Linked DNA regions of Homo sapiens: regions 1 and 2 are each linked to region 3. A link is a contact called in ENCODE Hi-C or POLR2A ChIA-PET data. All regions are on one chromosome and are shown on one strand. The core of a region is the stretch at or near the end of the contact, and the rest is flanking DNA. Distances in the headings are between cores, read along the strand shown. Region 1 has its middle 170 kb from the start of RDUR. Region 2 has its middle 140 kb from the start of RDUR. Region 3 holds the start of RDUR (RIG-I dependent antiviral response regulator RNA).

Region 1 (4,682 bases), core at 2,088-4,587, 170 kb before region 3:
AGAGTAATCAAGCCATCTAAGGTAGCAGGGTGGCCAGGGATACCAAAATCTATAAATCTGGTATTCTTTAGCTGTCATTATTTCTCATCTCTGAAGCTCTTGACATTGGAGCAAATTCTATGTCTTTATAGTACCCAACTTCTAATTAAAATTGCCAAGACATGTGGCATCTACATTTTTAATAAAGAACATGCTAAGAACATGGAATATATCTGACTAAACATCCCATGGAGGAATAAAAATCAAAGCAAGAAGCTAAGAACTGGGGTGTCAAAGTCAATTGGGAAGCAGAAAGGGCCTTGTGTCAAGACCTGGGAAAGGTCCCAGTCACCAATCAGGCTATTAGGATGGGGTTGGATAGGGACCATACAACCAGGCTTGCATTTATGGGTGATTCCCACAGGCAGCTCACACTTAGTACTCTCTTCCCCGCCCTTATTTCCACTACCTTTATTCAGATTTCCTGATATCATTAACGCAAGTCTGTTTCTTCTGCTAAATTGTCAGTTCCAGGGAGGTCAAAGGCAATGTCTTCATCTTCACATGCCCTATTGTGCCCTGTGCCCCACACAGTACTTTGAACACAAAAAGCCCTTAAATTCTTAGAACACTAGAAGCAGAAAGGCCTTTGGAAAATACGTAATTTTTATCAAAATTTTAAAAACTTATTTAAAAGCAACAAATCCCTCTTCAAATGAAATATTATCTAGAACCTTCAATATATAAAACAGATAAAAGAGGAGATGCTCTGGTAGAAGCGGGAGCAGGGGAAGGGGGAAACAGACAAAGGTCAACTCAATAATTTCTCATCCTCATTCCTCTCACCAACCCCTGCAACACTTCAGGGAACACAATTTAGAAATGTCTGATGCCATGCAACCCCTTTATTTTCTAGATGGAGACATTCCTTAAAGGTGTTTTTACAGAGTTAACATATCCAAGGCAAGGCTGGTGAGCTGCAATGGTTCGGGTCATCGTGTTTCTCTTGCCTATTACCTGAAGTGCTTGCTTAAAAATGCGGATTCAGCCAAGACCTAGAACAGATTTGAATTGAATTAAGGCTGGTCCTAATGATTATGCAGGCCCTCAGGTGTACAGCAGGCCCTCAGTAAATTTTTAATGAATCAATAGGTTGAAATGTTGAATTGAATAGGAGTCTCTCATCAGACTTTCATAGACTTTCTCATATGCATCAAGCATGGAAAGTAAAAAGATAAATAAGATAAAATCCCTGCCACTGGAGAACTCACTGTCCAGTAAGAGAGAAGTAAACACATCATTTAGTACTTTATGATAGGTAATTAAACAGAAGTACTTCTGGGGTGCTGTTTGGGCCACAGAGGAGGGGTTTTTAACCCAATAGGACACATGCTTAGAATACAATGCCTGAGCCAAGTCTTAGAAAATAATTAGGAATTAACCGATCAATGAAAGGTAAGAAGGAACAGCGTAAGTAAAGGAAAACTTGAAAGTAATATATAACATGGTTTATCCCAGTTCCTAGCAGGAGACAAAGGTAATTTTAGGGAGCAAAGAGGAGTAGAGTAGTGTCGCCCATATGTGAGGTTCTTCCATCTTTGGAAGGCAGTGCATGACCAATACCCATACTTGCTCAGAGATCACCTCCAACCGTACAGGTAGCTGAGCCTAGTGGGGTGCTTGGGAAGTGGCAGTGGGAGAGCAGAGCCAGAAGCCAGTGAGCCCAGAAAGTCCACCCAGTCTTGAGCCTTGAAGCCAGAGCACCGGGGCCATAGCAGCCAGGAGAGACTGGCATGGAACAAAGCCTCTAAGGACTCCAAGTAAAAAGGAAAATCACAAAGGTGTTGATTAGTTCAATTCTTAGCGTGGTAGAAAACACAAACTTTCCTTGTATGTGCCATTTGGAAGGAGTCAGTTGATTCAGTCTATCTGAATGAGTAGGTCAAGGCAGGGGGAGAACATATGGTAGAGAACATAACCTGTGTAGACTCTGGAAACACATGCCTTCTTCCTTCCTAGAGTACGTATTTGGAGGAGACCCTCATTAGGAACTGGAAACAATATTCATTCTGTCTGGTCCTGCTCAGTTTATAGACTTTCCAGAATTAGTTAGGCAGCTTTCCTCTATCAGGATAAATGGATGAGGCAGGGAGAGCACTGAGGTAATGGGCACCTCGCCTATTTCAACAAGGGCCATCAATGGACATCTCTTTATTTACCAGATTCAGGACTAAGTAGTTAGCAGACGGCCTAAGGGCTATTCTGAAAGGCTTTTTAAAGATTGTTTGAGATTGATGAGGATCCACAGACCCCATGAAAAGTTAATCATTTAGTGTATTGTGTATCTACAAATGTACCTGACAATGTAGGGGCGGGGGATAGATTAATGATAAATAAATAAATGAGAAATGATTTCAAAAAGGAGAAAGTGCTCTGAAGAAAATAAAATATGGTAATGTTTTAGATAGGATGGGAGCAGTTACGTTTTAATAACAAACAATCCCAAAAATATCGTGTCTTAACAAAGTTGTGTTTTCTGTGTTTTGCTTTCTTACTCATGCATTTATACGCCACACATTGCCAGGGGATCTGGTCCATGTTGCTCTCATGCCTGGACAACACCAAGGGTAATGAGACTGCACCATCACATCACTTTTATGTCCTGTTGGTCAACACTTGTCCCAGAGTCCTACCCACCTGTAAGGGTGTCAAGAAAGTACACTTTTCCCATGTGTCCCAAAGGAGAGGAGAGCCACAGATGAGCACACAAGATGGAGGGGCAGGGGAGGCACAGCGGCTGACTAGGGTGGTCTAGCAATGGTGTTCCAAGGAGACAACATTTAAGCTGTGACCTGAAGGGTGAGAATAAATCCACTATGTGAAGGGCAGGAAGGGCACTTCAGGCAGAGGGAACAGCAAATGCAAAAGTTCCTTAGGTTAAAGCAAGTGTACAAGGAAATTAATGAAGGCCTGTTTGACAAGAGAGCTGTGAGGGAGGGGGAGAGTGGTAGTCAATGCAATCAGTGAAGCCAAATGATGAAGAACTTTGAGGTTCATGATAACAGACTTAGCTTTTATTCGACGTGTGCCCCAAACTCAAGTTCACTAATGTTTCCTCTTTTTAATGAAAGCAAAAAGCTATGCTTATATAACACTGAAAATAAAAATTCAGTTTTTGCTTTCCAGAATTTTCTGTTTCCCAGACTAAAATGAACCTTTATCTTTTTCATATTCACCTCAAGTTCACCTTTTTCTAAAACATTTGAAATACCGCAGAACATCGTGACAGGCTGTATAGTGTTTCCTGGAACTATTTACCTCAGTTCTGCGTTTTCTCAGGCCTCACGTCAAAGTCTTGATCGGCACCCAGATCTGTGCTCATAGCTGCTGACAGAACACACATTTTCTCAAAAGGCAAGAAAAAGGAAGCCACCATTCTGAGAAGAGAAAAAAAAAAAACTCTCCAGAGGAATATCTCTTCTCTATTAGAACCCAGTGTTTCTAGAATAGAGCCACATATAGAAAGCTTCTTACTCTTAAAGAAATTATCTAGATTGATTAATGTTCTAGTGTTTATTGAGTTTCCAGAGTAGCTGGAAGGTCAAGGGAGGTCTTGAGACCTTTATTTTTCATGCTGTTTATGTTTAACAAAAATTTCTTCAAATCCAAAATGTTGTCATCTGGTCTCTAACAAAAATAACAACTTAATAAAAACATTTGATAAAATCTCTGTGAACCTCAGGTTTTTCATCCATAAAATAGACATGACCAGTAATAGCAACAAAGCCAAACATTGAGATGACAGGGCTGCTGCTGAGTGGGCTCAGCCTCCTCACTTCGAGCCATGTTGACTGCCTCGTGGAGGCACCGTGAGCTTTCTCAGCGGTCTAGTGGAGAAGTGAACTCAGCCGAATGGCTTGCATGACACGAGGTGTTGCAGGCTGCTTCACAAAGGCCACTAACATGAATAGTGATCTGTCGGAAATTTGACCGAGCAGCTCACCTGATTAGAATGTATTGCAAAATAGCGACATTTTTGTTCAGACAACTCTGCTACAATATCCTTAATGTCTGCCCTGTAGTAAAGTATAATCATTAAATATGCAGACTTTGGAGTCAGTTAATCTGATATCCAGTCAGTTCACCCACTCACTAGCTGTCGATTAACCTCTCTACGCTTCATTTTCCCTTGTTTGAAAATGGAGATAGTAGGGTTTGTTTAATCAGGTTATTGGAAAGATTATGGCATATTTCCTGTAAACCTGTCAGCACAGTATGTGATCCATGGTAAGTCTCAGTAAACATTAACTTCATCATCATCATCATCAACCTTGAAAGGAGAAGAGTCACTACTTAAAAATCTACACATGACTTGGGAGTGTCGATTTTTCAGTTTCTAGCTATCAGGCTTAAATATTTAAGAATCATTCCAAAGAGTAAATTCAAATGGGGGAAGAAATGCTGAAACTTCCTCCTGACATTCAGTCTTCAGCATAAGGAATTTCTTCCTCATTTTTCAGTTTTTGTCCCTATTTGTTTGTCCATGTGTTTGTTTTTTCCTTTCCTAAGTTGAGATGGAGAATTTCTACTATGTCAGAAACCCTTTGTATCTGAAGTTTGTAACTGGACAACTCTAAGCCTTCTTTTCTGCTAATTCCAGCATTGCATAACACAACTGAAGTCAGATTCTACTTTCAAGATAA
Region 2 (4,346 bases), core at 1,326-3,825, 140 kb before region 3:
CTGTTGTTATAATAGGCACTTGGCAAAACATTTAATAAAATTTTCTTATATATTTTATAATTTTCTTTATTTTATTTGCCTGTTTCTATAAGATCTTGATCCACTTAGACCGTTTGCCTGCTTTCTTCTTTTGTCCTTCACTTTCCATCTTCTGATTTTGGTTTGTTTGTCTTGTTGTTTTTTTGTGGTTATTTTGATGTCTTGGAAATGTACTGTATAGGTGTGCTAGGAGTATCATAACAAAATACCACAGAATGGCTATTTTTAAAAAGAGAAATGTATATTCTGGGAGTCCTGGAGTCTAGAAGTCCAACAGCATGGTGCCAGGAGAGCTGGTTTCTCTAAGTTCTCCTTTCTCCACTTGCAGATAGCTGCCCTCTTGCTGCCTCTTCATGATCATCCTTCTGTGAGGGACATACTTGATGTCTCTCTATAAGTATTAATCGCCTCTTCCTAAATGGATATCAGTTACATTCCAGTAGGACTTACCTTAAGAGCCATATTTTACCTTAAGTACCTCTTTAAAGCCCTATCCCCAAATACAGTCACATTCCCAATACTGGAGATTAAGACTTCAATATGGCCAGGTGTGGTGGCTCACGCCTGTAATTCCAGCACTTTGGGAGGCCCAGGCAGGTGGATCACGAGGTCAGGAGATCGAGACCATCCTGGCTAACAGGGTGAAACCCCGCCTCTACCAAAAATAAAAAAAATTAGCTGGGCATGGTGGCGGGCGTCTGTAGTCCCAGCTACTCGGGAGGCTGAGGCAGGAGAATGGCGTGAACCCGGCAGGCAGAGCTTGCAGTGAGCCAAGATCGCACCATTGCACTCCAGCCTGGTGACAGAGCAAGACTCCGCCTCAAAAAAAAAAAAAAAAAAAGACTTCAATATATGAATTTGAGGGGGGACACAAGTCAGTCTGTAACATTTACTCAACAACTGTATCAATGTTTTGGTTTAATGTTTAATTTCTACTGTCATCATTTTTATATTTGATGGTCTTTTTTATTCTCTTTTCATTTTTATAGTATCCTGTTCATGTCCATGGATTCATTATCTTCTCTCTCTGAGAATCTTAGTTTGTTTTTTTTTCCTACATTGTCTTTGCTTCCTCTGAGTTCATTTCATATTAAAGTGTTTTCTCAAATATCTAGACAGCTTTGGCTGTTCATTCATATAGAGTGACTTATTTAAGACCCTGAAAAGCTGATTAGAAGTTCTGTGAAAATAGGTAAGACTAGACAGTGAACTTCATTGTAGGAAGCTCAGGCTGTAAACTGGCTTATTTTGTTGGATCAAGGGAGAGGATCACATTATGACGAGTGATGAGAAGTGGGCTGTAACCGTGGAGCGCAAGGGTGAAAAATCATGGGAGATTTGCTTATAATGGTCCCCCGTATGATGGGCGCCCTCAAGTCTCAACAAATTCCACATGAAGAAAGGTTCAACAGCAATGGTGTGGGATGGCTTTCTCACATGGTTCAAAAAGATGACGAGCTTCAAAAGATGAGGAGCTAGCTTAAACTAGTATAAAACTCACAGCCCAGAATGAAAGTAGGAGGGGGAAGACTTGACTAGGCAGGAACACCACACGGCAGGCAGCATCATACTACAAGCTTTTTGTGCCACCCCATTCAAGCCATCATGTATGTATCACTGCCACTTAGGCACTACTCTCTGCTACTCTCATGCAGTGGCAACAAGGGGAGATGGAGGAAAGAGCTTGTTCTGCATTACAATTAGTATTTTTATCATCAGAAGAAAAAAGAATAATTCAGCTTTTGAGAGACTGTCCCAAATGAAGGCTAGTCCAAATAACTTGCACTCAGTTTTAATAATATTTTATATGTGTCTAAAAAAACTTTTCCACTTGACTGTTCCATGAATGTGTTTTGTAAACTTTGAAACACTCTCTAAACCCTTATCAGCGCTGTTGCAGGAACTAATTCCTCCCTCCCTTAAGGGCACTCGGTGGTAAAGACCTTGCCCAGATCAACAAGCCCCAGGGCAAAAGACAGCTCTGTTTCCTTGAAACCTCTTTATTTTTTCCTGCCACACAGTGAAAAAAATGGCCTGAAGTATCATCTGAAAAAGCAGAACTACTAAAATCCACCAAGGAAAAAAAATCAGTAAAGCAATGGCTATCTTCAAGACTTTTCTCATGAAGCCTGTCTGCTTTGGGGAGAAGAGGAGGAACACTCTGCTCATCCTAGCCAAATTCTTTCTTCAGGCATTCCCCAACACCTCACTCCTCAGGTTTCTCAACCTGGAATTCCTTCTACCAGGAAAAATAATCTTCGGTTTTGTGATTCGAAATGTAGTTGAAAATGTCAATACCCGGAAATTACATTTACTTTCAATCACATAAAAATGTGTCTGAAGATCCCTTCTTGAGTGAGAGGAAGAGAAAAGTTTGTCTTCTTTGCATTTTATTTTATTTTGAACAAAATATAAAAGAGGCAGGGAAATGAGTGGAGAGGAGGAAGCTGGGAGCACTGAGAGGAGTGTGCTGCTTTTCAAACTTCAGCCACTTCACCATTCTGCATGGGGCCCAGCCCAGCAAAAGGGCCTTTGTGCTCAGGCAGGTACAAAGCAGTTTGACAAACAACCGCTCAGAGTTCCTCAGAATCAGGAAACGAAAAAAGCAAAAGATAACAAATATTTTTACAGACCATACTTCTGCTTCATTCTTTTTAACACATTGTAATTAAGTAACGTTTATTGAGAGGCAGTAAAGAGTTGGTGTGTAAAATAAACCTTTTGAAGACAAACAGTTCACCTGCCTTCCATTATTTTTAAAAATACAGATTGTGAGATTTCAAATAACATTTTGAATTAAGACATGTGGTTTTTTTCTGCTAACAAGAGCTTTGCAAAGAGCTTACTTCCTTCAAAAGCAGGTTTAAGAGAATAAGGCCCCACTGAAATAAAGCCCTTATCAACGATAGAGCCTCTGAGAGCTTGCCTTAATTCCTGAAATGCCCATTGGAAATCATTCCTCAGAATTAAGGGATTGAAAGTATTATTAGCAGGCGTGTACATTATGAGAGAGACCTGTGGTCCTATTCTATCTCTGGCACTTACAAGCTGCATGACGTTTATCCAACTTAATGACAGTCTTGGTGTTTCAGTCTCTCCTCATTTGTAAAGAGGGATAGTAATACTTCCAAAACTGTTGTGAGAATAAAATGAGATAATGTATGAAAAGCACCATGCCAGGCACTCAATAAACCATATCTATCATTATTATTTATTAGACCACTGACTATGTTCAGTCCTCTAGGAACATGACAATCTGATATGGGATCTGGGAAAGGAAAGGCTTAGCAGCAGGGATTTTGAAGGCCAGTCCTGATGAAGTCCTCTGTGAAGAGCTCTAAGCAACCAGAGATCAGCTTGAGAACACTAATGAAGAGAAAGGGGTGCTGGAGACCCACTCATAGCATTGCCCAAAGCTGTCCCTGTGTCGTTCATTTGCTTAAATGCTCAGCATAATATTTCAAAAATAACATTTCAGAAATATGCCAAATACTCCTCTTAAATATTTTTGATAGGCTGGGGCCTAAATATAGACTGTGAAGAGAGGCGGGGAAATCCAATCAACTTTTTGGATCCTAACACTACTTAAACTGTTCCTGACCATGGGCATGTGAAGAATGCTCCTTCAAAGCAAATTTGAATGCTAAGAAGAGTATCTATTTTCAGACTCAGAGAAATCTCAGTGGTCTTCCTTCCATCTCTCACTGAGACTAGACAATACTGTCAAAACTGACAGACAGATTGCCCTTGGAGTCCAAATCACCAGCACGTTCACGAGGACCAGCAAGTCTGTATCACCAACCTACATGAAGGAAAGAAGACAAGTTATAGCCTCTCACGCACAAGCCTGGTGCTTAGAGGAAAGCAAAGGAAAGAGACACTGAAGAATTTGAACAGCAAGTCATTTTAAAGCAGGATGGCTGGCAAGGGGTACAGGACTCTGAAAACTTCCATTAAGGATTTGGGATTTCAATTTTTACTATTCAGACAAATCAACTTTAGAGGCACAAATTCCCAGAAAACTCAGAATCATCCATGACAACCTTCAAGTCCTGTTTCTCCAGTCGTCACTGATTACCTTTGTTTGTTCTTTCATCAATCCTCTAGAATCTGCCCATTTCTTTCCATGACCACTGCCCATATTCAGGTCCCCACATCCCCGACCCTTCCTTAAAATCCCCCCTACTCTCTCACATCCAGAATTATCACAATCATTTCATAATGAATGCAAATTAAACCATAATGAGATACCCCAGCCAGAATGGCCATTATTAAAAAGTCAAAAAGCAATAGACGTCGGTGTGGAT
Region 3 (4,472 bases), core at 617-3,116:
ATTCTGAGGTTTTTTTAATGTTGTAAAGTTATACTGCATTTAACTTTTTTATGTGAATAGTTTCAAATTACATTTTCAACTGGGAGCATGGATCAGTGGTTAAAAACAGGAAGTTTGATGAGCAAACTTGAAACCAGTGAAAATACAGAAGATAATGAGGGAAATTCAGAAAAATCTGAAATCGGCGACAGATGTGACAGTTATGGAGCAGTTCCTAAGTTTTCCCACATGAACCTGGTAGTGGAAAGCAAGATTGCAATATCCTGCCAAACATGCCAAACAAGCAGTAAATCAGCAGAAGGCAATCATAGGCTGTTCTCACATGCTGATTGAAAGTGATTTTCTTAGTATTTTGGATATTTAATAAAAGTTTTGTGACTCTCGTTAATCCTGGAATAATAATTGTATGAGACCACGATGCTAGCAGAATTATTTAAAAACCAATCATGCAAATTTTAACAAAGAGCACCAGAATTCAATGAAAAGCCCAGTTTAAGAGGCCAAAAAGAAATTTCTTGAAGTTTTCCTCAAAGATAATTTCTGAATCTTCTTAGAAAGAGAAGCCTATATACTTGTAGAAACTAAAGTGAAATAGAGAAAGGAAAGCTTTAAAGGCATCATTTCAAATAATTCATTTTTAGAGTTCAAAAAGCATCAACAACTGTTTAGGAGAATAAAGTTAACCAGATTTTTTTTATCTTGCATTTAAATTAAAACATCAATATTAATTTAACCTTTTTCTTGGTCTTTGCTTGCTAAACTTATAATGGTGTATTTGATGATAAAATGATGAGTAAACAAATTTTCCCTGAGTTATGGGTATATATTCAATCTCAGACACACAAAGCTGTTGGAGGGATGACGATCACAGCCCAAGCCCTCACAAAACCTGAATGCCAAGCAACTTAAGCAGAATTCACCAAAACCACACCATCTCAGAGATTGCCTTCTGATTTTCAAAGTGTGTCTAATGGAGCAGTAAATGCTCTATGTTATGCTTAAAAATGTGTTTTGAATACTATTCTTTTTAGACAAGTTTATAATGAAATGAAACTTTGTCAACCATATAGATGTGTGCTGTCTTAACCAGAAGAAACGACTGGTCAGGGTTAAACTGCTATTTTTCATCTTAAAGAACTTTTTTAATCGGACTTAATTTGGCTACTCAAAGGCCTTCTTGGATGATATCCAAGTTCTTACTTATGATTTAAGTTTGTGAAATAAGTGGCTTATGTAAGGGTAAGATATGACTACAAACCGTCCAAGATTTGTGTTAGTTCGACTTAACAATGGTGTGAAAGCAACATGCGTTCAGTAGAAACCATACTTCAATGATTGCATACCTATGCAATCATTCTGTTTTTCACTTTCAGTGCAGTAGTCAATAAAGTACATGTAATATTCAATACTTTATTATAAAATAGGCTTTGTGTTAGATTATTTTGCCCAACTGTAGGCTAATGTAAGTGTTCAGAGCATGAGTAAGGTAGGCCAGGCTAATCGATAATGTTCAGTCAGTTAGGTGTATTAAATGCATTTTGAACTCATGGTATTTCAAGTTTGCTATGGGTTTATCGGGACTTAACTCCTTCATAAGTTGAGGCACATCTGTATTATTAAATCCTAGTCAAGCCAAGCCAACACCATCAGTCCCAGCAACACTGAGTGACCTGCCCCAGGCATTTTCTGAGGTGCTTACCTTACTCTTATATCCCACCTTGAAAGAATCAGACTCTGAGAAGTCTTGTCACAAACCTGTGGTCCATCAATTAACAAGCTTTTATTGAGCACCATTCTGTACTCAGCACTTACATTCACGAAACCTTAAACTCCTCTGTGTACTTAGTCTGTTTTATCTCTGCTTCTGTCAGAATGAGTGCCGTTACATGAGGGATCCCAGGATCCCACCAGCTTGCCTGACATATCGGGTTTCAGGGCGCCGCTGTGATGACTTACAGCCCAGTCTTTTCAGTACATTGTCATTTCCTCTCTTTACCACATCTCATTCTTTCCAGGGCATTTCCTCTATTTTCAAATACAGGGCAGTTTGCCAACATATCTTCTGTTTTGGAATAGTAATCATTACACTATGCCGAGAATTTAAAAAGCATTAGAATGGAGACTGCTTTTAAATCCCCCTCACTCTGTCAGCATAATCCTAGGTATTGCTGCTTCTCTTGGGACACGTACTTATTTCTATTTCTTACTTTTCTGACCGAATTCCAATAATTACCTCATAACCCAAGGAAGCTGCCCTTTTTTCTTATTATTCCTCTTATCTTTTCTCTTTCTCTTCTCATAAACAGTGGTTCTGTTGTCTATAAGACTTTCACTTTCAAGCATAGGTCTGTATATCAAAGTTAAACTATTTTAATTGAACCAAAAGGTTTTCAGGGCCTGCAAGACTAGCTACTTAAAAATATAGATATATTAATTAGACACAGGCTCAAAACCTTATTGTATCATGAAGGGAGGAATGGGTAAGTGTGAACAAGTAAATAAATAACCACTAAAATGAGAACTAAGGTGAACATGAGAGGTGCAAAGTCTTTTGGGGGCCAAAGCAGAGAGAAATCCCATATGTTTAAAGAATCAGGGAAAGCATCATGGTAGAAATAGATTTCAAAGATTGAGACTGCATCGTTGTCAATCCTAGACCCAGGAGGAAAGTTAATAGAATAGAAAAGTAAGGACATGTTGAAGGAACAGTGAATGGTACCACTTGGCCAAAATAGACCTCACATGTAAGAAAGTCATGGCACATATGTCTCTAAGATAACTTGGTCCACATGTTTTCCTACTTCATTTTCTTGGAAATGATGAATAAGTGAAGTCTTCTGAGCAGAAGGGTGTCCTAATCAGAGCACACATGAGGAAGAAAAACCAACCAGCAGTGAATGCGGTGAATCCAAATGTCTGAAGCAGGAGCAAGAGCCATGTCGGGAGCCGCAACAATTGTCCAGACAAGAAGCAACACAGTCCTGAACTGAGCAGGCCACAACGGAAGGAAGAAAGGAGAAAAAAAACGTGGAATGAGCATCTGCATTTCAGGAACTGCATGAGGTCCTTGATGCATATTATTCCATTTAATGGAAAAGAAAAGTGAGTATGAGAGGCATAACCACGATTAGGGAAAAGAATGAGATCAGTATTTATTTAGGACTCCACATAAAATGTGCAGCTCTCATCCAATCCTCTCAATTGGCTAGGTAGGGAATGTTATATTCCCTGCTTTATACATAAGGATATCAAGACTCTGGTGAGCTTAACTAACTGGCTCAAGACCAAAAGGGTAGTAAGTAGCAAAACCATGATCTGAACTCAGACTTATCTGACAGCAAAATAGATGCTCTTCCCACCCTGTGTACCACAAAGCCTATAGAATCTTCCTTACTCCATAATTTAGTAGGCACAGGGTGTGAGAAGTAAGGACGAATAAAAAATTACTTGTGAGTTGTGAAAGATGATTCATTAATAGTGGTGTCATTTATAAAAACAAAATAGAGACAATCAGTTGGAGTTTGGAGTTTGATGAACATAAGTTAATGGGCTTCATTTTAGATACACTGAGTTTAAAATCCTGGCTGGTTACCTAAGTAAGAAAGTCTTAACAGCAATTGGAAATTGCTAGATTTTAGAATCATCAGGAGAAAGATTTTGAGATGAAGGGAAAAAAGATTGAAGAAATTCATGTGTAAAGCAATGTGAGTAGATAAGAAGTCACATGAGGCAAAGAATGTGGAGAAGATTTTATTTTATTTATGGAGCAGTAGAAAGAAAAAGCAGCTAGTGAAGGAGGTGGAAGAGAAGTTTCCAGAAAGATAAAAGAACCAGCAGGCTATGGTATCACAGAGGCTATAGAAGGAGAACATTCAACAAACTGAAATTTCTGCAGAGACAACAGGGAGAATGAGGACTGAGACAAGTCCATTAGATTTGTTGGATATGAAACTAAACTCTCAGTGATTTTCCAGAAGGTGGTTTCATAGAGGGGTAAAGGTAGAAACCATATTACAAGGGGTTAAGAAGTGAATGTATAAGCAGGAAGTGAAAGCAGAATTTGTATTCTTTTAGAAGAAGTGTGGTAATAAACGGAAGAAAGATAAGGCAGTAACCTGCTACAGCAGCAGGGTCAGAGGGGGGTTATTTTAGGATACAGAGGGCTGGCCATATTTGTGGCAGAGGAGGAGAGATTGGAGATTGAAGATGGAAGAAAGATAGGGCTTAAAGGATGGAGCAAAACTGAGAGGAGGTGAGCAGTAATAGAATTAAGAGCAGTGTTCTTGGCAAGGAAAAAAGCAAGTTACCTTGTGCTGAGGTAGAAAAAAGGAAAAGAGGGTAACCCTTCAAGAGATATTGAGAGAATTCACGTGGACTGTCCTCATTCTCAGTAAAACATAAAATGAATAGCCAATATCAGGAAGAGAAAAAGATTTTCTCCAAAAGACTGGAGCTCATATTCTAAAGGGAAG

What was found. Hi-C counts contacts between places; a loop is a spot of excess contacts on that map. ChIA-PET counts read pairs that join two places held with the same protein, here RNA polymerase II (POLR2A). Pooled maps may share reads with other maps.
Region 1: a loop to region 3 is called in a map of naive thymus-derived CD4-positive, alpha-beta T cell, with 3 times the contacts of the local background. The contact joins the enhancer-like site here to the promoter of RDUR in region 3. A Hi-C loop is called at or near these places in 6 of 168 maps with a recorded cell type or tissue (CD4-positive, alpha-beta T cell, Calu3, HepG2 and 2 more) and 9 of 50 pooled maps. POLR2A ChIA-PET finds 5 or more read pairs at or near these places in 1 of 52 experiments (activated naive CD4-positive, alpha-beta T cell).
Region 2: a map of CD8-positive, alpha-beta T cell shows a loop between it and region 3 (1.8-fold over the local background). The contact joins the enhancer-like site here to the promoter of RDUR in region 3. A Hi-C loop is called at or near these places in 3 of 168 maps with a recorded cell type or tissue (CD8-positive, alpha-beta T cell and naive thymus-derived CD4-positive, alpha-beta T cell) and 9 of 50 pooled maps. POLR2A ChIA-PET finds 5 or more read pairs at or near these places in 9 of 52 experiments (BJ, OCI-LY7, T-cell and 6 more).

What each region holds. Positions count from the first base shown.
Region 1 is chr3:102,113,091-102,117,772 of GRCh38, reverse strand. No RefSeq gene overlaps it. Among named protein-coding and RNA genes, the nearest start is that of RDUR, 170 kb to the right of the region's middle. Within about 2 kb of position 3,337, at least 6 of the 41 ENCODE cell types and tissues checked have a DNase peak (open chromatin) inside an H3K27ac peak, as active enhancers do; they include CD4-positive, alpha-beta T cell, where a contact is called at or near this core.
Region 2 is chr3:102,077,265-102,081,610 of GRCh38, reverse strand. No RefSeq gene overlaps it. Among named protein-coding and RNA genes, the nearest start is that of RDUR, 140 kb to the right of the region's middle. Within about 2 kb of position 2,575, at least 10 of the 41 ENCODE cell types and tissues checked have a DNase peak (open chromatin) inside an H3K27ac peak, as active enhancers do; they include CD8-positive, alpha-beta T cell, where a contact is called at or near this core.
Region 3 is chr3:101,938,253-101,942,724 of GRCh38, reverse strand. RDUR (RIG-I dependent antiviral response regulator RNA) reads right to left here and starts at 1,866. Exons shown (of 4, transcript NR_026934.1): 1 at 1,700-1,866.